Linked DNA regions of Homo sapiens: region 2 is linked to region 1. A link is a loop called in an ENCODE intact Hi-C map of the cell type or tissue named here. Cell type or tissue: heart left ventricle. All regions are shown on one strand. Each heading gives the region's core, and the rest is flanking DNA. Links, peaks and the distances in the headings are about the cores only. Region 1 overlaps KATNIP (katanin interacting protein). Region 2 overlaps GTF3C1 (general transcription factor IIIC subunit 1).

What was found. Peaks named below come from ENCODE experiments on the same cell type or tissue, not always from the same donor. Only the 100,000 strongest peaks of a DNase experiment are listed, where the experiment ranks them.
Region 2: it touches region 1 in a loop (4-fold over the local background); 6 of 110 quality-filtered maps call a loop at or near these places.

The regions. Positions count from the first base shown.
Region 1 is chr16:27,557,063-27,573,309 of GRCh38, forward strand. The region is part of intron 1 of KATNIP (katanin interacting protein); the gene reads left to right. Among named protein-coding and RNA genes, the nearest start is that of KATNIP, 15 kb to the left of the region's middle. In heart left ventricle, for the core only: no CTCF peak of the experiment used is centred there; no DNase peak of the experiment used is centred there.
Region 2 is chr16:27,500,196-27,508,195 of GRCh38, forward strand. It overlaps GTF3C1 (general transcription factor IIIC subunit 1), which reads right to left. Exons shown (of 37, transcript NM_001520.4): 9 at 6,652-6,961; 10 at 5,704-5,921; 11 at 2,664-2,800; 12 at 996-1,149. Among named protein-coding and RNA genes, the nearest start is that of GTF3C1, 46 kb to the right of the region's middle. In heart left ventricle, for the core only: no CTCF peak of the experiment used is centred there; no DNase peak of the experiment used is centred there; H3K27ac peaks cover 1,716 bases.

The sequences.
Region 1 (16,247 bases), core at 3,921-11,920:
CAAAATGAGTAAGATTGAATCCAGGTGAAGGCGATATGGGAATTCATTGTACTATTCTTGACATTTTTCTGTGAAGTTGATTTTTTTTTTTTTTTTTGAGGTGGAGTCTCACTTTGTAGCCCAGGCTGGAGTACAGTGGCGCGATCTTGGCTTACTGCATCCTCCGCCTCCCGAGTTCCAGTGATTCTGCTGCCTCAGCCTCCTGGGTAGCTGGGATTACAGGCACATGCCACCACGCCCAACTAATTTTTGCATTTTTAGTACAGACGGGGTTTCACCATGTTGCCCAGGCTGGTCTCGAACTCCTGACCTTAGGTGATCCAACCCTACCCCTTGGCCTCCTAAAGTGCTACGGTTACAGGTGTGGATTTTTTTTTTTTTTTTTTTGAGACAGAGTCTTGCTCTGTTGCCCAGGCTGGAGTGCAATGGTGAGATAACTCACTGGTGCGTCCATCTCCTGGCTCAAGCGATCGTCCCATGTCAGCTGTCCAAGTAGCTGGGACTACAGGTGTGTGCCACCATGCCCAGCTAATTTTTTATTTTTTGTGGAGATGGGGGTCTTGCTATGTTGTCCAGGCTGGTCTCCATCTCCTGAGCTCAAGTGATCCTCCCACCTTGGCCTCCCAAGTTGCTAAGATTACAGGCATGAGCCACTATGCCTGGCTGGAAATGAATTCTTTATATCAGAGCTTGCACAAGTGGGCTGAAACAGCCCACATGCATGTTTATTTGGCTCATAATGTTTTGTTTTTTAAATTTTTGAATTAGTTGTCAACATTGAAAAATGAGCAGATTTCTTATAAATACCTGATTGTGGTATTTTCTTGAAAATATCAATAAAGTCTGTTAACACCAAATCAGAATTCTGCATGGCAACAATTGTCCCACCACCCGAGTTAAGTGGAGACTTTGCCCTTTAAGAGGGAGGTGGGCCTGTCTAATGACTGGCTTCTCTCATTGTGTCTGTCACTCCTAGGCCTGTCAGCATTTGTACTTAGAATTCTACTTTAGTATTAACTTGTACAGTTGTGAAAACTCCTGTGGACTTCCTTGTATGCCATACTGGACTATACTTATTCTTTTTGTTTGTTTTTTTGTTTTTAGATAGAGTCTTGTTCTCTCACCCAGGCTGGAGTGCAGTGGTGCGATCTCAGCTCACTACAGCCTCTGCCTCCTGGGTTCCAGTGATTCTCCTGCCTCAGCCTCCTAAGTAGCTGGGATTACAGGTGTGTGCCACCACACCTGGCTAATTTTTGTATTTTTAGTAGGGATGGGGTTTCATATGTTGGCCAGGCTGGTTTCGAACTCCTGACCTCAAGTGATCTGCCTGCCTTGGCCTCCCAAAATGCTGGGATTACAGGCATGAGTCACCATGCCCAGTTTCTTTTTGTTTTAATCTGAAAAAAAGGGAATATATTATCTGCCTTTAGAAACTTCATAGTATGGTGAGAAAGCAGACATAAACAGATGACTACATTTCAACATGGGAGTCCTTAGAAGATAATATTTGTAGAGGTCTTCCCCTTTCCCAAAGCAGTGTGGCCCACTGCCTGCTATTGTAAATAAAGTTTTATTGGAATGCAGCAGCACCCTTTCACATACATATAGTCCATGGCTGTTTTCTTGCAGAGTTGAGTAGTTGTAAAAGAGACTTATGTGGCCCACGGGCCAAAAATATTTACTATCTGGGCCTGTACAGGAAACGTTTGCTGACTGTTGCCGTGGCAGATCTGATTTGATTCCTGAGACAGCTCAATGGGATACTGTGATTGTGTCTGTTTTATACCACACACCTAGTAGGTAGCAGAGCCAGGACTCAGTCGAATAAGGTCTACACTTGGTAGTATGTTATGGAAGGCCCATTTCAGCCTTGTTACTGCCAGTGTGTGGCCAGGTTCTCACACCTGGAGAGTGAGTCTGTGGGGAAGAACTGGCCACTGGGCTGATGGAATAATATACATTTTGAAAGGTACCCGTTTTGACTACATTCCCAGCTCCCTCAGCATCTGGTCCCATGACTGCTTCTCTCTTTCCAAATGGGAGTAGGCTAATGCAGAGCAATGTGGTTGGTTGCAAGGAAGAACTTGAAACTGTTTGCAGAGCACTTTATGTAAAAGTAAGAAAGTGTGACTACTGATGTCCCATGGGGCTTTGCAGCTTTAACAATTGCCCTATGGATCATATCACCTTGAAGTATAGAATTTCTCTGGGGAATTAGCTCCCCTCCAGTCTCATCTTTTTAGACACTTGCCTACCTGCTCTCACACCCAGAGGTTTTACACTGCGCTGTACAGTGTCTATCAATATGTTTTTCCATATTCAAAAATAGTGATTTCAGGCCAGGCATGGTGGCTCATGCCTGTAGTCCTAGCACTTTGGGAGGCTGAGGCAGGAGGATCAGTTGAGCCCAGGAGTTTGAGATCAGCCTGGGCAACACGGTGAGACCCCACCTCTACAAAAAATTGTTAAAAATTATTTGGGCATGTTGACACATGCCTGTGGTTTCAGCTACTCGGGAGGCTGAGGTGGGATCACCTTAGCCCAGGAGGTTGAGACTACAGTGAGCTGTGATCATGCCACTGCACTCTAGCCTGGGCAACAGAGCAAGACCCTGTCTCAAAAAAAAAAAAAAAATAGTAAGGTCATGGTGGCTCATACCTATAATCTCAGCACTTTGGGAGGCCGAGGCAGGCGGATCACTTGAGGTCAGAAGTTTGAGAACAGCCTGGCCAACATGGTGAAACCCCGTCTCTAGTAAAAATACAGAAATTAGCCAGGCATGGTGGCACCTGCCTATAATCCCAGCTTCCTGGGAGACTGAGGTGGGAGAATCATTTGAATCCAGGAGGCAAAGGTTGCAGTGAGCCTAGATCGCGCCACTGCACACCAGCCTGGGCGACAGAGCGAGACTCTGTATAAAAAAAATAAATAAATAAAAAATCCAGGTGTGGTGGCTCACGCCTGCAATCCCAACACTTTGGGAGACTGAGGCGGGCAGATCACGAGGTCAGGAGTTCAAGACTAGCCTGGCCAACATGGTGAAACCCCGTCTCCACTAAAAATACAAAAATTAGCCGGGCGTGGTGGCGGGTGCCTGTAATCCCAGCTATTCAGGAGGCTGAGGCAGGAGAATCGCTTGAACCTGGGAGGCAGAGGTTGCAGTGAGCTGAGATCGCGCCACTGCAGTCCAGCCTGGGCTATAGAGTGAGACTCTGTCTCAGAAAAAAAAAAAAAAAAAAAAAAGGTAATTTCACATAAGAACCTGGACTTCTCAGTCTCTTGATAAACAGGGTGCTTTGGGCCCTCAGCACTTTCTTGTCACGTAGCTCTGGTCCTCTAGCACTGAACAGTGGCCACCCCCTTGACCTGGGACATGTGCTGATGACCCCTTCTGGCTGGTGTTACCTGTCATCTGGTGCTCACTTCTTCCATTGATCATATTGGCCTCCTTTGCAGGCATCTGAGATTTCAATGCCAGCCCGAGACACTTGGGGAGGTTGGCCATCTCTGGAGTACACCGTCTTCTTTCGCACCTCGCTGCCTTGCCTGTGCTGTGTTCCCTGCCAGCTGTGCCCTTCTTTCAAGTCACTTCCACACTGTAAATTGCAGTGACCAGCACCACCTGCAGAATTAGCTACTCCCCCATGGCAGGACCCCATAGCTAGTCAGGCATTGTGTTGTATCACAGGGACGAGCTCTATGCTTTTCTCCCTCTTTGAGGGTAGAGACTCACTTCTTTCCTTTGTATGCCCAGCACCTGGCACAAGGACTGGCACAGGCAGATCCCATGAGTGTTTGCTGGGTTGACACTGTAACCAGGAAAGAGATTAACGGATTTGTTCCCTAGTGAATTGCTGGACATTCTCCATAAAGTAGACAAAGGAAAGGGCCTTGTAGCCAAGCTTCCAGGCCAAGCTTCCAGGGACCGTGGCTGCATCCTTTTTGTCTTTTTTTTTTCTTTTTTTTCAAGACAGAGTCTCGCTGTGTCACCCAGGCTGGAGTGCAGTGGTGTGATCTTGGCTCACTGCAACCTCCGCCTCCTGGGTTCAAACAATTCTCCTGTCTTAGCCTCCCAAGTAGCTGGGACTACAGGCGCCCACCACCATGCCTGTCTAATTTTTGTATTTTTTTTTTTTTTTCAGTAGGGACGGGGTTTCACCATATTGGTCAGGCCGGTCTTGAACTCCTGATCTTAGATAATCCACCTGCATCGGCCTCCCAAAGTGTTGGGATTACAGGCGTGGGCCACTTTGCCTGGCCTGGTCCTTTTTCTCTAGTGGACACATATGGTTTCCCCAGACAACCCAGTCCTCATACTATTCCCGCTCCTAGCTTCCTTTCCTGTTCCCCGCAGCTGCTTCCTCTGCTCTCCCATTAGCATTCCTGTCCTGGCCCAATTTCGTTTCCTAGTGAAGTCACTTTCTCTCCCAGCTCCCACTTCACTTCAGAGCCCACTGCTACCTTGACCACCCTTAGCAGTGGACCCTCTGATTTAACATGTCCTTTGGGGAGAGGAAAGTTATGGGTAAACGTAGCGCCTGGCAGGAAGTCAGAGCGCTACAGATATCTGGTTACCTGCAGGGCCCACCACATTTTTCTAAACTCTAAGTGAACCTGCAATGCAGTGTGTGGTGTGTGTGTATGTGTGTGTGTGTTTTCCCTGTAACGAGTCCCAAACTATTTAGAAACATTTCATGAACTCTCTAATGTCACAAAAGTTAGAGTTGGAAGGAACTTGACAGATGTCGCCTAGGGTCTCATTTTGGGGACTCTGAAGTATCTTAGAACCGTGAAGTTCCCTTGCAGGGGTCACACATTTAGAGGCCTGCAGGGGCCAGGTAATGTAAATGACTGTCCTGGCCAGAGTTTATTTCATTATGCTGCTTGTGTCAGTTTCCAACACCTAAATACACATTGCATACCCAAGAATATTCTTCAGTTTCATAAAGAAATCTGTTGTCAGCCAGGGGCAGTGGCTCATGCCTGTAATCCCTGTACTTTGGGAGACTGATGCAGGAGGACTGCTTGAACTCAGGAGTTTGAGACCATCCTGGGCAATATGGCAGACCCCGGCTTTACCAAAAAATGTTATAAATTAGCTGGGCTTGGTGGCACATGCCTGTAGTCCCAGCTCCTTGGGAGGCTGAGGTGGGCGGATCACTGAAGCCCAGAAGGTTGAAGTTATTATGGTGAGCCATGACCACACCACTTTGACTCCAGCCTGGCCGACAGAGTGAGACCCTATCTCAAAAAAATAATAATGGTGATAATAATAATAGGACCTTCCCATAAGGCTGCTAGGAGAATCAAATGAATTCATCCATCTAAAACCCTTAGAACAGGGCCTGGTGCTTGGTAGACTCTCAGTACAAATTAGCTATGTGGAGAAGGAACACATCTCTTTCCTTAGGATTCTGGGAGATCTCATGAGCTACTTCCAACGTTTCTCAAGGCAGATTGGCAGATCATTTTTGGGAGGTGCAGATACTCAGAAGACACTTTAATTAGGTTACACATACATACCCATGCACGTTTTCACAAGTGCAAAGTCTTCACTCATACACTATGGGGAACTGGAATGGCTGGATGAGACTTGGTTGGAGTGCCAGAGTGGGAATGGGTTTAGGAGCTTGTCTGATGGATACAGAGATAGACTGAAATATATTTCAGCCTGGGAAGCGTGTTGTCACATAAGCCGCTGATTAGATTACAGAAGTGTAGCATTTACTTATCTTTACTATTTCAAATGGAAAAAAAATCAATATTTTCCAATTATCTTCAATGGGGTATTAAACTGACTTTGTCATATTTCGTTTCACCATCCCAGAAAGAGCAGGGGGAAGGGATCAGGAAAGCACATTGCAAGAGCAGATGACATCTCTACTGCAGAACACGGTCATGCCTTCTGTCCCTTTCAGCATTGTCTATTCAGAAATTCGGTCATTTACTCGTTCATCCATTTCAGAAATTTCTACTGATGCACACTCCATTCTAGGCACTATTCCAGGTGTGGAGAATTCACTGATAAGCCAGATAGCAGCCTCTGGTTTCATGGGGCTTATTTTTAGTTGGGGAGACAGACTACAAACATATTAATAAGAAAATGTCAGTAAGTGCCATGCAGAAGGTTAAGACGGAGGACTGAGGGCTGGGTCCCTCTGGAGAGGTGGGTGGTTTTAAGCTGAAATCTCATTGCTAAGAAGGATCCCTCATAAGACCAAGGGCATGAGTGCTCTTGGCCCAGAGGAGAGAGCTAAGGCCCTGAGGCAGGAAGGAGTCTTGGGTCTACGGAGCAGAAGAGGGATGTGGGACTAGGTGCAGTGGTGCACGCCTGTGGTCCCATCTGTGCAGGAGTCCACTTGGGTGTATCGCTTGAGCCTGGGAGGTCGAGGCTGCAGTGAGCTGTGATCACACCACTGCAGTCCAGCCTGGGCAATAGAGCAAGGTTCCTTCTCTAAATACAAAGAAGAAAGACTGCAGGGAAGAGGGCTGCAGGGAAGAGGGAGGAGAGGTCCAAAATATCCCGTGGGCCAGGCCATGCAGAGCCTGGTCAGAATGAGGCTTGGATTCTTTTCTGCATGCACAGGGAAACATTAGAAGTTCAGGCAGGCAAGTGGTAGGGTCTGGTTTTTATATGGCTGCCATAGGAAAATCCAGGCAAGAGTGGAGGCAGGGATACCTACTAGGTGGCTGTTGAAAAAGTTGGTCACATGCAGTGGCTCATGCCTCTAATCCCAGCACGTTGGGAAGCTGAGATGGGTAGAATTGCTTGAACCCAGGAGTTCGAGACCAGCTAGGCAACATAGTGAGACCTCATCTCTAGTAAATTAAAAAAAAAAAAAAAAAAAAAAAAAAGCTGGCCATGATGGCACATACCTGTGTCCTAGCTACTTAGGAGGCTGAGGCAGGAGGATCACTTGAGCCCAGTAGGTCGAGACTGCAGTGAGCCATGATCATGCCCACTGCACTCCAGCCTGGGCAACAGAGCAAGACCCTGTCTGGAAAAAAGAAAAAAGAAAAAGCCCAGGGGGAGTTGACGGGGCCTGGCTTGGAGAGCGGGATGATAGGAATGAGCAGGTTCCAGATCTATTTGGAAGCCCAAGTTCAGTTGAACTGGCTGAGATCCATGAATAGTCAGCAGTTTATGGGAACTAATAACTGCTAAGTACCTACTGTATGCAGGGCACTGTTCTGAGAGTTTTACATGTAGTGCCTTAACCCTGACAATAGACTTAAATGGAGTCAGGACTAATAGGACTCCCAAATGGGTAATGAGTAGCTAAGAGAGACGGGCTGACCCAGAGCCTCCCCTCTCAGCCGCCACACAGCATTGTCCCCAGGCTCTTACCTAATTATGAAGCTCCCAGAAGAACACATGGCTAAGCATTTCTAAACCAAGCAAATGCGCGTTAACGGTGTGCAGGTTATAAATAAGCATTTCTGTATGCCAGCTGCTGTTTGGGTTTGGAAAGGAAAAGAAGATCTTAGCATGACTTGTTTATCCCAGGTAATTTGGCAGTAAACTGGGCCCCAGAAGTCAAGTTACACAGAAAATGCAAAGGAAAAGTGACAGGGGTATCATATCAGGCTTTCCAAAAAGGAAGGTAACTTAAAGGCCCACATCAGCCTGGAGGCACACGTGGGGAATGAAGGGAAGGGGTGTTGCAGAGCCGGTGTCTGCCTGGCTTGCTTGCTTGCTTGCTTGCTTGCTTGCTTTTTTTTGACGGAGTTTCACTCTTCTTGCCCAAGTTGGAGTAATGGCGCAATCTCAGCTCACTGCAACCTCCGTCTACTGGGTTCAAGCGATTCTCCTGCCTCAGCCTCCATAGTAGCTGGGATTAAAGGCATGCGCCACCACACCCGGCTAATTTTTTGTATTTTTGGTAGAGACAGGGTTTCACCATGTTAGCCAAGCTGGTCTCAACTTCTGACCTCAGGTGTTCCGCCTGCCTCGGCCTCCCAAAGTGCTGGGATTATAGGTGTGAGCCACCACGCCCGGCCCTACCTGGCTTTCAAACAGTCCTGCTCTTTGTCTAATAGATTTCTGTTGTTTTAGTGGGATGTCCTTAAAGAAGTCCCCTCAAAACGGGTCCATGGCATCAAGATAAAGAAATAATAGGAGTCCAGGCGCGGTGGCTCACACCTGTAATCCCAGCATTTTGGGAGGCCGAGGCGGGTGGATCACCTGATGTCAGGAGTTTGAGACCAGCTTGGCCAACATAGTGAAACCCCGTCTCTGTTAAAAATGCAAAAATTAGCTGGGTATGATGTCGTACCCCTGTAATCCCAGCTACTTGGGAGGCTGAGGTGGGAGAATCACTTGAACCTCGGAGGCAGAGGTTGCAGTGAGGCGAGATTGCGCCACTGCACTCCAGCCTGGGCGACAGAGTGAGACTCTGTCTCAAAAAAAAAAAAAAAGGAAAGAAAAGAAATAATGGGAAAGTCAGGCATGCTGCTTCACGCCTGTAATACCAACACTTTGGAAGGCAAAGGTGGGAGATTGCTTTGAATCCAGGAGTTTGAGCCCAGCGTGGGCAACATAGTGAGACCCCTGTCTCTACAAAAGTAAGTTTTAGCCAAGTGTGGTGGCACATACCTATAGTGCCAGCTATTCTGGAGGCTGAGGTGGGAGAATGGCTTGAGCCCAGGAGTTTGAGACTGCAGTGAGCTATGATCACACCACTGCACTCTAGCCGGGACAGCAGAGTGAGATGTCTCATAAAAAAAACAACAAAAAAACAAAAAAAAAAAACAAAGGAAGAGTGGGAAAGTGGGAGATCTGTCTGCCTAGTTATGTACTGAGTTGGAAACTAGAGGCCTGATTTTTTTAGCCTGTACAGAGCCTTAAAATTTTTTAAATTATTAATCATTTAAAAATTAGAAGACTGGATTTATCACTTCTCTGGAAAATCTAATCCATCAAAACCAGGCCCACCTTTCTGTATGGAAACCAGCAGCTGTTTTTTTTTTTTTTTTTTAAGAGATGGAGTCTTGCTTTGTTGCCCAAGAGCTGCTCCCACCTTAACCTCCCAAAGTGATAGGATTACAGGCATGAGCCACTGTGCCCCTCCTGGGCAGCTGTTCTTAGGACACCTTGTCCCCATCCTGCCACCTTCCTCTGTTTACCTCACTCCAACACATGCGTATCTTTGCAAACACTATAGGTAGAAGCCAGAATCAAGGTTCAGGAAGCCGGCCAGGCGTGGTAGCTCACTCCTGTAATCCCAGCACTTTGGGAGGCCAAGGCAGGCAGATCACCTGAGGTCAGGAGTTCGAGACCAGCCTGGCCAACATGGCAAAACCCAGTCTCTACTAATTCAAAAATACACCGGGCGTGGTGGTGGGCTCCTGTAATCCCAGCTACTTGGGAGACTGAGGCAGGAGAATCACTTGAACCCAGGAGGTGGAGGTTGCAGTGAGCCAAGATTGTGCCACTGCACTCCAGCCCCAGGCGACAGAGTGAGACTCTGTCTAAAAAAAAAGGAAGTTGAAATGGGGGTATGGGGGTGGGGGTAGTAATGACAGGGAGTGCTCTCCTTCCTGGACTGGAAGAACGGTGTGCAGGCAGCAGGGTGGGGCAAGCACGCTGAGCATACTGGGTCAGCCGTTGGACTAATGGGTTGCTAACCCTTCCTTGCTTCCTTGTTGTGTGACCATGGGCAGTTTGCTTTGCTTCTGTGACCCATGCGGCTTTGTCATTGCAAATGGTAGGAAATCCCAAGAGCTATCACCCGGGGAAGAAGCTGACAATGGCAGGTGCTCAGAAAGCACTGGAGAAACTGACTCCCTTTGAAATCAGATCGTCAGACAACCCATCTGCACCTTCCTTTATCTTTTTTTTTCTTTTTCTTTTTCCTTTCTCATCTTCTCTAGCCATTTCATAAAAACTTTGCCCTCAAATAAATGAGCAGGTCACCAATAGCCTATTGGCTTCACTAAGGAACTGTTGGTTCAATTTCCAGAAACCGTATTTTGTCATCGTTTCATTCTTATCTCTCACACATTACTGATTGATCTCTTAAAAGAAGTCAGTTTGTCCTCCAAAAATATTGTGTTCTCTTTCCAGCAAGATTTGGGGTCCTGAGGTTCACGGAGGCTCCTCCATCTCCCTCTGACAGACCACCTGCCCCATCTTAGGTCTTGGATGGGAGAGTCTTTAGCATTTCTCATTATGTTATGTTTTTTACACATTTAAATCAGCCTTTGGACATTGCATATTTTAAGTTTGTTTTAGCTTTTTGAATAGGAAATAGATCCAAATAGATCATTCAAAAATAAAAATAAGACCAGGCACAGTGGCTCACGCCTATAATCTCAGCACTTTGGGAGGCTGAGGCAAGAGGATTGCTTGAGCCCACGAGTTTGAGACCAGCCTGGACAACATAGCAAGACTCCACCTCTACAAAAAGGTAAATAAGCTGGATGTGGTAGCACACCCTTGTGTTTTTTTTCTGTTTGTTTGTGTTTTTGTTGTTGTTTGAGAAGGAGTCTCCCTCTGTCACCCAGGCTGGAGTGCAGTGGCACGATCTTGACTCACTGCAACCTCTGGCTCCTGGGTTAAAGTGATTCTCCCACCTCAGCCTCCCGAGTAGCTGGCATTACAGGCACCTGCCACCACGCCTGGGTAATTTTTGTATTTTTAGTAGAGACGGGGTTTCACCATGTTGGTTGGCCAGGCTAGTCTCGAACTCTTGACCTCAGGTAATCCACCCGCCTCGGCCTCCCAAAGTGCTGGGATTACAGGCGTGAGCCACTGCACCCAGTGGTGGCACACCCTTGTAATCCCAGCTACTCAGGAGGCTAAGGTGGGAGGATCGTTTGTGCCCAGCAGTTCCAGGCTGTAGTGAGCTATGTTCACACCAGTGCATTCCAGGATGGGCAACAGAGCAAGACTCAGTCTCTAAAAGATAATAGTAATAGGAAAATAAAAATAAAAACAATATTAAAAAACATACCTTAAGAGTCCTTCACATGCCTCTCTGGGTAGTTCTTTATGCAAATAGAACCAATATGAGTATATATTTTGATTTTCCCTTTTTCTTAGAGAAAAGGTTACATGCAACATATACTTTCTGGTCTTGATTTTTTTTTCCACCTAAAATATGACCATCTTTTAAGGATATATAAGGAGTAGAATATGAGAAGCTTGCTCATTCTTTCAGCTTTACAGTGTTCAATTACATTGTGCGGATTCATCATATTTGTTCAGTGACTTATTATTTCTGATATTTGCTATTACAAATCATGATACAGCAAATACCTTGAGCATATGTTTGTTTCCTATTTGTGGACAGATGTCTTCACGGCTGATTCCTAGTAGTGATATTGCTAGCTCAAAGGAAAAATGCATTTGTGCTTTTGAGGGATTACAGGTGTGAGCAACCGGGCCTTGCCCCGGGAATAAGAAATAAGTTTTTTTTTTTGAGACCAAGTCTCGCTCTGTCGCCAGGCTGGAGTAGTGGTGCAATCTCGGCTCTGTGCAACCTCCGCTTCCTGGGTTCAAGTGATTCTCCTGCCTCAGCCTCCCGAGTAGCTAAGACTACAGGCACATGCCATCACGCCCAGCTAATTTTTGTATTTTTAGTAGAAACAGAGTTTCACCCTGTTGGCCAGGATGGTCTCAATCTCTTGACCTCGTGATCTGCCCGCCCGGGCCTCCCAAAGTGCTGGGATTACAGGTGTGAGCCACCGCACCCGGCCGGAAATAAGTTCTTAATCCAAAACTCTTGTGATGGGGAGGCCCTTACACTGGATTTCTTTACCTGCAGATTTCTACTGAGTTCCTTTTATTCTCCAAAACCTGACCTTTCATGCCAAGACTGAGCATTTTACCAGACTCGATGGGAGTGAGGGTCTAATGTCAGTGCTGGGCTCTTACCTCCACCCCCACCACTCCCCTCCCACCTGAAGAGGATAAATAGAGGGAGTGATTACAATATGAATAGTTTAATTAGGAATATCATGAAATTATATTCTGCATATATATTTTTATCATGTACTATATACATTTCCATATGCATCAAATATGCATGCATATTAGTCTACAGCAGTGGATTTAAAAAGCTATGTCCTGTAGACTGTACTTTACGGGTTGTTTAAGACTCTTTATCAAGGGTAATTTTGGCACTGATTTTCCCTTTGCCTGATGACTTCAGAAACTAACATCCAAGAAGATGCGACTCCCCTCTAAATGGTAGCGATGAAGATTATCTTCATCTAGAGCAAAGTGTCAGAATGTGCTAACCATTGAAAACGAATCCTATGTGCAGATAAAACCTTGCTGAAATCATAAGTGGGAGAATAGTATTGTAGTTACAAAATTCAATGCAGTCACTTCTTTTTTTTTCTTTTCCCCAGACAGACATCTGTTCTATAAAGTGAAGTATATTGGCCTTATTTATTGCTTCATAGCTGAAGCAGGCAGGTCACCCTGCAAAATTCAGAGGAACACCCCCTTAATTTTGCAAGTGGCATATATTGATATTAATGTCACCTTTTTCCACTTCCTTCTTTGAGTTGTTGTGAGAATAAATGAGATATAGGTAGGAAAATGCTCAGAGAAGCTAAGTGCGGTAGACAGGCACAGTGTAATCTGGTTACAGCACTTCCATCCTTGACAGGCAGGAGCTGTCTTCGCATCGAGCTAATCTGGAGGAGAGAGAAAGGCTCAGTGGTGTGAGGACTGGGCCAACCAGTCTTCTAGGGAGTTTAGATAATAAATGCTCTTAATTGAGTGAATTATCTTCGTTGGAAAATAAGCAAATTATTTTCCGATTTAATGAATTAAAAAGCTTCTAATTAACTCCAGTAGAAAGATTTGCTTTTATGTTTTATTTTATTTTATTCTTTTTGTTTTGTTTGTTTTTATAGAGACAAGGTCTTGCTATGTTACCTAGGCTGGTCTTGAACTCCTGGCCTCCAGTGATCCTCTTGCCTTGGCCTCCCAAAGTGCTGAGATTACAGACGTGAGCCACTACATCTGTCCTACTTTCACATTTTAGTAGTTAAGCTCTATGTTCTTTGCATTAATGTAACTGAACGACTGAACGCAGGTCTCATGCTTGCTGCTTGCAGAGTTCGGTTAATAAGAGTGAGGTCTGGTAATAAGAAAGTGAATTTATTAACCAAAACTAATAAAGGGAAGTGGTCAGATTCCTATCCAAAGTAACCACTTCCATTTTGTGGAGGAAGAAAACTCCAGTTTTCCCTTACAGGAGTGAGCCAGGCGCAGTGGCTCACTCCTGTAATCCCAGCACTTTGGGAGGCCTAGACAGGCGGTTCACCTGAGGTCAGGAGTTCGAGACCAGCCTAGCCAACATGGTGAAACCCCATATTTACTAAAAAAAATACAAAAATTAGCCAGGCATGGTGGTGGGCATCTGTAATCCCAGCTACTTGGGAGGCTGAGGCAGGAGAATTGCTTGAACCTGGGAGGCAGAGGTTGCAGTAAGCGGAGATCGCACCACTGCACTCCAGCCTGGACAACAGAGTGAGGCTCCATCTCAAAATAAATAAATACATACATAAATAAAAAGGGAAAACTTGATAAAGAAGGCATGCAAGAATTGGGCTGAGTACTATCTGTGTGTCTTGTTCGGGTGGCCATCTTGGGTCCCAGTCTACCTGGACATTGGGCTGGCGTCATCTCTACAATGGCCAGGTTGTTAACTCGCCACCGTGAAGTCATCTCTGCAATTTTGCAGCTGGGTCTCCAGGCTTGCTCCAAGATTAGCCGCTGGAACTTCTAAGAAGGCACATAGGCAAATACTAGTATACAGTTAGAGAAATGTGAAGACAGTATATACGGTGAGAAAGGGAGGGACACGGAGTCTATTTTAAGGCTAAGAGAAAAGGCTTCTGCAGTTTCCTTTAAGGTTCAATCTTGAAATCCAAGAGAAAGGGGAAAAAAAAGTTTTCAAATGCATTTTGAAGTTAAGCTGCCCAGTTACGTTAATATTTTGGTTTTTGTTTGTTTGTTTGTTTGTTTTGAGACAGAGTCTCACTCCTTTACCCAGGCTGGAGTCCAGTGGTGCGATCTCGGCTCACTGCAACTTCTGCCTCCGAGGTTCAGGTGAATCTTGTGCCTCTGCCTCTTGAGTAGCTGGAATTACAAGCATGTGCCACCATGCCCGGCTAATTTTTGTATTTTTAGTAGACATGGGGTTTCACCATGTTGACCAGGCTGGTCTTGAAGTCCTGACCTCAGGTGATCCACCCGCTTCGACCTCCCTAAGTGTTAGAATTACAGGCATGAGCCACCACGACTGGCCACATTAATGTTTTGTTTTTATTGTCCACCTTAATTTTTTAAACTGTTCTTTATTAGTATAACATAATTTTAGAGATGAAAAGCAACCATAAAGATGATTCAGCCTAACTCTTAAAGAAAAAAAAAAAAAACTATGGCCCATAGAGACCTAATGACTTATCCAAGGTCCCATAGCTGTCACTTGTCCCTCAGGACCAGATCCCCAGGAGGCTGTGTGGCCAGCAAAGCAAGGGCCTCAGTCAGGCGCTGGGATCTGCCGTGCTCACCCTGGAGGAGCTCTGCTCCCTCCTGCTGCCTGCTCTTGCCCTGGGCCCTGTGGGGCCCTGCAGGGCCCTGCTGGCATCTCACTGGCCTCTGCACTACTCCTGCTGCCAGGACACCCCAGTCTGTCAGTGGCCCAGACCCCAACCCGCTTTGTGCCTAGCAGCTCAGGGACAGTCCCTTCGCTCTGCATGATGAGGCCTGACTACCTGGCATGTCATTTTCCCTGGCCAGCCTTAGGGCTCACTCGGAATCCTTAGACTGACAGCCAGAGCCGTGTGGTCAAGGGTTTCTGGGAGCTGCTCATTCTAGCTCCTATCCCAGAGCAGCAAGCCTCAGGAGGTCCTGATAAAATTGGCCTAACAATCAAATCTCTTGATCCCTAAATCCTGGGGGTGTGTGTGTGTGTGTGTATGTGTGTGTGTGTTTAACTAATAAACTGGTTTTTAGAGCGTTCAGCAAAATTGAGCAGAAATTACAGAGAGCTCCCATATACCCCTGTCCCCACATACATCTCCCCAACTATCAACACCCCACACTGGGCTGGGTGTGGTGGTTTATGCCTGTAATCCCAGCACTTTGGGAGGCCAAGTGGGGTGGATCACATGAGCCCAGGAAATTGAGACCAGCCTGGGCAACATGGCAAAACGCCCATCTCTATAAAAAAAATTTTTTTTTTTTAAAGAACACCCTGTATTACAGTGGTACATTATGCTGGTCTCTTTTTCATCCTTAAATCCTAGGTTCTTTGTCTTAAGGCAAAAAAGAAAACACACACACACACACACACACACACACACACACACAATGAAGACAAAGGCAGGCATGTAGCCAGTTTCAGATTAGTTCATTCTATCCGGGAATCCTGGCCTCTGTTAGTCTACCCCAAGGCTTGTGGCTGGTAGTAACTCAGCATGACAGCTCACACACGGAGATAGCCCTGCCCTGTGTCTCCCTCTTCTCTGTCTCTCAGAACCAATTCCAAATTCCTGGGACTGGGATTCTGATTGGCTGCAGTTGGGTCAGAGGTCCATCCATAGCACAGCATACTGAGGTTCAGGGCGTGGGATTATGTATAATCATGGCTGCCCAGAGGCCCCACTGGGTGGACAGAGGGGAGAGGAAGAGAGAGGAGGGCAGTTTAGGGTATCATTATGAGCTGACCAGATAAACCAAAAGATGTCTTCTCCCATACCATGATACTGTATGATCCATGCCCTCCTGTAAATTCTCCAGTGGCCTCATTTCGAAATCCTTTTACACATTGGCCTTAGAGTCTGGCCGTGGCCAGCGGTTCTTCCTAGGCCTTGGCTCTTCCCTTTATTCACACTTTCTTGGCAAAAGCATCATCCCTTGAGCTTTATCACCAGCTGTGACCCCTCCCCTACCCCTCACTCACGTGCAGACTTGCTAGAAGTGACCATGTCCAAAGACGTGTCTTTTCTCTGAGACTCAGTCCCCGTTGCTTTCCTCTTGCTAAGCTGTCACTAAGCATTTTTTGCTTCTGTCTTCTGAGTGCTCTTACCTAAGGGGACACTGGTTGTGGCATTTTCACAAATAGCCACTGGGGAGTAAAGTTGGGCAGTTTAGGAGATACATTGACAATAATGCAGTGACTCTTGTTTTATATTTTCAAACCAAAGCAATCCATTAATTTTGCATCAAGGCATTCCTTTATAATGGACACTTCCATAAAAGTTGTGAAAACTGCATTCGA
Region 2 (8,000 bases), core at 1-8,000, 61 kb before region 1:
TACTGGGCTGCAGTTTTTCTTGGCCTTCTCTGAGGGAGGTCAGCACAGGAACACACTGCCACTGCTCAGGGAACAAGTGGCAGGCTGGTGGGGGAGTGGGGAGCAGGGGGCCAGGGGACATTATTGTTTTATTTTAAAAATACTTATAGCAGACATAAAAACTGATGAGAGCTGTCAATGTGGAAAGGATAGACACTGTTGTTTCTTAAGTTTTTTGTACTGCTCTGCAGTTTTCAAATTTCTCAAAAAATAAAAGCAGAAGAGCAAAAATGACCTTGCTAGCTTATTAAGAAAACAAAATATCAATGCAGAGCTTTCTTAAGGCAGAGATTTAAAATGCAGTCAGAAGAAAAGGTCAGGAAATTACGAGTGACTGTCCCCACACAACCATTCCCTTTGGCCCTGGTGCCTGGCTGTACCATCACAAATTACCCTGACCGTGAAAAACGTGTGCCTTAGAATGTCCGTGAAGCTGCTGAGCTGCAGCTGCTATGGGAATGCATCCCCCCGCAAACTTTAAATTTTACAGAAATAGATATGTCGAGGCAGAAGAGATGTACTGCTCCCATCGGATAACCCGGCAGCGCATCCTCACTGACTCAATGCCATTGCTTCCTCTGGGATGTTGCCTCAGCTCTCCGAGGAAAGCATTCTTGCTGCTTAGTCTAAATTTCCCACCTAAATGTTATTTCATTTGTCCCTCAATGACTGAACTTCAATATGTCTCTGCCTGCCTTCTGCTTCTTCAAGGCTGACCACAGGGCTGGATGCCTGCACAGCTGCTGCTTGGAGTTGACATGCTTTACAATCCTAGCAAGTTTTTGCTCTTTTCTGTTTCCAGCTAACCCATATTCCCCAAATCAGGAGGCATAATGGGAAATTCCAAGTCACTGGTAATAAAGCAACTACCAGGATACAGCAATGACAAGAGAAGCTAGACAAAAACTTCCAACAGCACGAGGCTGGCTCTGGGCATCGGGGGAGGCCCTGGTTACCTTCTTCTTGATGCCATCTTGAATGACAGTGGTCCGATACAATCGCAAGAGACCTTCCTCAGACAGGTTCCGCACCAAGCGGACAATGGACTTCTTGCAGCACTTGGTGGACACGCCTTCCTGCTTCTCCTGATCCATGATCATCTTCTGAATCCTGGGCATCACAAAATAAGCAGATAACACTCCCAATCTCAACATGGAAGGCCTTCCTCAACCCAGGCAACACAGACATGCCTCACGGTACCCAATAGAAACAAGGAAGGATCAAACGGGGTTTCCCCACCCTGGAAAGACTGATTTCTTGAGACGTTAATGATTGTTTCCCTCTGTGGCAAATGTATCAGGTAAGGACAAGCCACCAAAGACAGCAGCTCCACAGCTGAGCCTTTCACCGGCAACTCAAGAGACTACGATTTGAGATCATGATGGCAGGGAAACTGGGCACCATGATAGAAACCTGTCTTCACCAAGTCGAATGCTAATCTAACACCCAGATAAGGGCTGCTCTGGTTTATCACTAGCCCCTAAGATCTGAAGTGCATTTTGTCTTCTCTCTGGATACATCTTCCTCTAGGTCTTACTGAGTCACTATGGTGATCTTTCCAGATCACTGATCATAGAATGCAGGGCCAGTGGGCGTGGTGGCTCATGCCTATAATACCAGCACTTTGGGAAGCCGAGACAGGCAGATCACTTGAGGTCAGGAGTTCGAGACCAGCCTGGCCAACATGGTGAAACCCCGTCTCTACTAAAAATACAAAAATTAGCCAGGTGGGTGCCTGTAATCCCAGCTACTCAGGAGGCTGAGGCAGAAGAATTGTTTGAACCCAGGAGGCAGACGTTGCAGTGAGCCGAGATTGCATCATGCACTCTAGCCTGGGTGTCAGAGTGAGACTCCATCTCAAAAAAAAAAAAAGAAAAGAAAATAGAATACAGGGCCAAAAGGGACATTAGGAGCACCTAGCTCAACCTCTCATGGCTCAGAGGCGAACAAGGTGACAGTGTGTGCAGATGGTCCCTACCCCCTCCCATTCAGTCCTCGTTAGACACGGAGTATGAGGAAGAAGCCATGTCCCTGATGGAGGGTAAGGCTCCTCCTCACCGAGTGGCTCTCACATTGGGTGCCTCAGAAGCGTTGAAGATGCCACCCAGGAGGTGGTGGTGATGGGAGCTTACAAGAACCACATCAGAGTTCAGAGCCTCTACTCCATCCCAAACAGAGAAGCTCTACTTGTGTCTCTTGTTTTTTCTCCTCTAGAAGACTCTATTTGCGCAAAATGCACCACGGAGAACTAAAAGTCTGGAAGTAATGCTACTACTCGCTTAAGTGTCTCCATAGCCCTTCTGAAGCAACCATCTTCCAGGTAAGGAAAAGCTGAACGCACTTTCCCTGTGACTTCTGCTTCCTGCTCAGTCATTTTCTCTCTGTCTAGCATGCTGATGTTCCTCAGTATCTGCTCCTTTTGAGGAGGAGATACTCCTCCATCCCTTTAGATGGTAGGGAGGACCATCTAAATCCTCCCTACCGCAAAGGAACGAGATGAGAATCTACACAGTGGGACAGAGATTTGAATGCCCCTCAGTGGTGTCCATGGCTTGTGATGACCAACTGGTAGGAGGATTACTGTTAGTGCCAGCAGACAGACAGACAGACAGACAGCTCCTTACGTGAATAAACTCTCGATTAAGCGAAGATTGGTGACAGCTTCTATGATCAGATTCCTGCGTTTCAGCAGTCGGTAAGTTTCGTGTGGTTTGTCTTGGCCTGAGCTGTGCCTCCCAGTCTTCAGGGAACTGCTACTCTCCTAGAACAGAGACCGAAAGCACAAGATGCAATGGGCTCGGCAAGGCTTGGGGGCCACGCACCACACCTGTGGGTGCACTGGCCCTCTTCAAGAAACTTCTACTCCCATCTTTCAAGAAGGGAAGCCAAGAAGCCTGTTCTCCTACACAGAATCCCACTACTCTACCATCTCAATGCTTTGAAAATCAAAGACATTGGCCAGCAGAGGACCCCGGACCACTTTATGAGGATCAGCTGGTTTCAGGACAGAAATCAGAGGCATCTACTCCAGCAACTCCTGAAAAGGTGGAAGGCGTTCCCTCAATTCCCCCTTGGTTCTCCCATACAGGAATGGAAGAAACTGATGTACAGACAATTACATGCCAAGTATTGTTGGGCTTTTTTCTTCAAAAACTCTTAACACTTTTATCATCATAGTTCCCATTTTACAGAAGAAGAAACCAGGGCTCTGTGTGGCTAACTCTCCAGTGTCTCATGGGGAGTGAACGTGCCAGGATGGGGCCTCTGACTCCAGACGGAAGAAACCAGGGAAGTCTCTGGGCAAAAAGTGACATGAGGTAGAGCGGGGCTCTTGAGTTCAGAACAGGTTTCCTCGAGGAAAATTAGGATGAGTGGATCTGTGCTTCCTCTTCTATCCCCGCTAAATTGTCTGCTTCTCTTGTAATGTCTTTCTCTCTTAATGAGCTTAAAATGAACCTGTTTCACCCAACACTGGATCAAAATGTGAAAGCCCAAATGTGAACCCTATATGGAAAAGAAATCCTAACTCTAATACACATCTTGTGAATCACTGGACCCAAGTCAATGCCTTATGGTAGCCCCAGGGCATGTTCTGCTTGCCACCTCCCAGCTGGGAGTAGCACTTTCAGGAAATGAGAAAGTGCCCAAGGAGGTCACTCGGTGATGGTGTCTGAACGGCCAGGCCCCAGCCCACTTCCCTGCCCACTGTGGGAGCTCCGGGCAAGACACAGTTCTTTGCTGAAGGGGGAAAGAATCAAAGATTCAAGAAGAGTCCCAAGAGGGGCAGAAAGTCTTTCGTTCACCTTCGTGCTTCAGGGTGAAAAGTTTGGGGGAAAACCACGTGAGTGAATCTAGCCAGTTTCCATGGGGCTGCTGGACAGCAAAGGCAACATGCTCTGCCAAGAGCCTCCCTGCAAACAGTTGGTGCCATTCTTCTCAGCAAGGATGCGGGGAGGACCATGGTGCTGCCATTACTCTGGGAATGGACTTCCATCAGAGAGAGGAAGAGCTGAACTGGAAACAAGTCAGGGACTTTAAGACCTGGTGGGAATGCACAGAGGTGCAAAGGGGATGGCAGAGGGAGGAAGGCAGGCGGGACTCCAGGGGAGCTGCTGGGCTCCACTGCTGGAAGGCCCGGCCTCTCTGGTTAGAAACAATGCCAATCCTGACTCCATAGAGAGTTGTGGCATCCAATAAATAGAAAAGGCCTGAAAGAGTCTAGAAAAAAATCAACGCCACGCCCCATCACCTCTGCCATAGGAACACTTCCAAAGCACAAAAAGGGAGAAGCGGCGTAGGGTAGGGACTGCACAGGCAAGTTACTCCATCCTAGGGGCCTCGCTTTCTTCTCACAGACCAAAGCTCACATTGACCTTACAGGGCTGAATGAAACAGCAGTGGCCAGGCGCAGTGGCTCACGCCTGGAATCCCAGCACTTTGGGAGGCTAAGGCGGGAGGATCACTTGAGCCCAGGAGTTTGAGACCAGCCTGGGCAACATGATGAAACCATCTCTACAAAAAAATACAAAAATTAGCCAGGCGCAGTGGCATATGCTTGCAGAAGAGGAAACCTGCAGTCCCAGCTACTCAGGAGGCTGAAGCAGGAGGATCACTTGAGCTCAGGAGGCAGAGGCTGCAGTGAGCCGAGCTCGTACCACTGCACTCCATCCTGGGCACCACAGCAAGACTCTTTCTCAAAAAAATTAATTAATTAAAAAAATACATAAAGAAACAGCAGCAACACCATCAAAAGCCACCCGAGACCATGCATCTACTCCGTGCTAGGTGCCTCGTTCTCTACTCAGTGTTTCCAAAATACAGGGGGTGGCACTGGCAGTGTCTGGGGTACTGTTATGTCACAAGTGTTGACATGGTATTAGGTGAACCGAATCACATAATGGGAAAGACATTCCTTATCAACTGTCTTTTAATCCTTCCAATTATATTGACGAAAGTACTGGTTTGACTTCACTGTGTCTTTAACTCCTTGATATATAACAGTAACTGGCTGGAATGTACTAATACAGTTTTGACTTTATTGTATCTATTCTATGATTACTTTCTTTTTTATGACAAATGATATTGGCCATTTATCTAAAGCAGAGTTTCTCCACCTTGCCAGTGCTGACATTTGGGCCAGGAAATTCTCTGCTGTGAAGCACTGTCCTGTGTATTGTAGGATGTTTAACAGCATTCTAACCTCTCCCTATTGGATGCCAGTAGCAGCCCCTCCCTAAGTGTGGCACTGAGAACTGTCTCCAGATATTGCGAAATGTCTCCTATGGGTAAATGCCAATCCTGACTCCATAGAGAGTTGTGGCATCCAATGAACAGAAAAGGGGTAAAACTGGGTAAGAACCATTGATCTAAATTAGGCATACAGGTTTCCCTCTAAAATAAATCTAACTGAAAAGAATAAGCTGTTGGAAATGAATAAGCCACTGGGTGGATAACCATGCAGACAATCTCTGCGTAGGGCCCAGGCTGCGTGAAAGTGGTGTGTAGATAAGCACAGAGCTACTGCCTGGGAAGCACAGGCAGGCCTCGGCACGCAGCACTCTCGCTGTGGATGATTCCACTGTGATCATGTGATTCCTAAACACAGAAACGATGAGGCCACAGACTCCTTCTTGGAGACAGCTCCCTCCCTCTGCATGCACTGACCTTTGGGTTTTCCATCCGGACCTCCTCGATCACAGCTATGTCACCACTGTTGCTGTCCGCACAGTGGGAGACAAAGGACACGTTGGGTTCTGAGACGCTGCTGGTATCTAAGAGGCTGTCCCTGCTGGCAAGGCTCTGGCAGGCTCTCTCTTCAGCAGCTCCTGGGAAGGAGGGCGGCTGCTTTTTCAATGGGTGTAGGTTTACAACTTTCCACCCACCTGTGGTGGAGGGAAGAGATAGAACAAATCAAGGGGGAGGCCAGGAGGGCATTCATGTTTGGCAATCAGACCAGACCCACACAGGCCAAAGGATTCTGCTGAGAGTCAGTTGAAAGGTGAGGGAAGTGGACCAGCAGCAGCTTGGGCCCCTCCTTCTGGCCTCTCATCGGCAGCAGGGTTTCTCCACTTGGCCAGTGCTGATGTCTGGGCTGGGTAATTCTCTGCTGTCAGGGGCTGTCCTGTGTATTGCAGGATGTTAAACAGCATCCTGGCCTCTACCTACAAAATGCCAGTAAGAGTCCCTCCCTAAGCTGGACATTTAACGATGTCCCCAGGGGGCTCAGAGCTGGGTACCAGATTTGCAAATGTGTCATCAGCACCACTCTCTATGCATTTAAAAAAAGTTTTCTATAACTAAACTAAAAACTTGGAGGAGTCTTAGACTGTTGGAAGGGAAGGGGCAGAGGAAGCTTATGAAATTCCATCCTTTAATAGTAAAAACAAGCAAACAAAACACGTGCCACGAAGAAATGATTTGCAAGCAGCCAGGAGATACCACAGGACCCTCTCCTCCAAACCCATGATGATGTGGTACAAGTGACAGTGTCAGGCCTCTCATTAGGATGGCACCAAGGGCAACCGCAGGTGTTTGCTGAACTGAAGGGGTGTTTCTTGCAGGTGCCCAGCAGTGCAGTGCACGCAGCCCCTGCCCACCCCACGTGCTCCCTACCCTTGGTTGGGGTGGAGTGATGAGGCTGGGTCTTGGGCCGGAGGTTTGCAGAGGCTCTTGTGTCTTTCTGGGACCCTCTGCCTCTCCGCTTGCTGCTGCTCCTCTCCTCCTCACTGTCCGACTCAGAGAGGAAGGTGTCCTCGCCTTCAGGCAGAAGCGACTCCTCCTGCATAGACGCCAGGCTCACGGTGGTCAAGAGCTCGCTGCGGGCCTTCTCTCTTTGGTACTGCCGGCTTAGGTCGCTCTCCTCTGCAAACACGCAGGAAATGTACTTGGTGGTTCGCTGCCGACCTTCGTCTTCCATGAATCCCTAGAGGGAATAAGATGTGTTTATCCCACTGCAAAGAGGGCGTCATACCCACAGGGGTTCAGGTGGTCTGTGGCATCTATTTCCTTATTGGCTTTCTTCTGTTTCTCCTGTCTTACTGCCTGGGCCCTGGGTTGGGCACCACTGATGCTCCCTCCAGGCTCTTCCTCTCTGTAATCCCCCAGGTCTTCCTTCCACAGAGATCCTTCTCTGAAGTACAACCCTGAATGTGTGTCTGCTCTATGAGGCTATGAGCTTCTCAGGGACAGGGCTCTGACTTAACCTTCCATATAGCCCCAGTGGCTGGGACAGGACGTGGCCCACACAAAATGGACAGTACGCAGCAAGCATTTGTGATGCAGACTGAAAAGTTAGACTGTGGAACGCAAGCTCCACTTAGCCACTGCCATGAGGATTTGTCGACTGGGCATCAGTGATCCACACCCATTTTAACGTCTAGAACAGGGCAAGGGGCTCTTCCCAGGGCCTTTGATAGGAAAAGAGTAACATCTAGGTACTATCACATGCCAGGGATGGGGCTAAGTGTGCTGCAGTCACTCACCCAACTATAATACTGCCTTCCAGCCAGATGACCAGATCGTGAGCAAGATGAGAGTGGCATGTCAGGGGCTGAGACCACAGGTCTGAATTACAAAAGAGTGCCAGACAGGCATAGCTGGCCAACTCGATGTCCCCAGGTGCCAGGCAAGTAACATGCATAAGAAGGAGGGCCAAGTGGGGATGGTGGAACCCTGGAGAGCACTGCTTTGTCTGAAGCACGTGGACAGAGAGTGGCCAGCCCCAGCTGACTGTCCCCATGTGGGAGTAGGCTCCCGGGGTGGCCACATCACCTTCTGACTACTTTTTCTTTTTGAGATGGAGTTTCACTCTTGTTGCCCAGGTTGGAGCGCAGTGGCGCCATCTCGGCTCACTGCAACCTCTGCCTCCTGGGTTCAAGCAATTCTCCTGCCTCAGCCTCCTGAGTAGCTAGGATTACAGGCATGCAACACCACGCCTGGCTAATTTTTTGTACTTTTAGTAG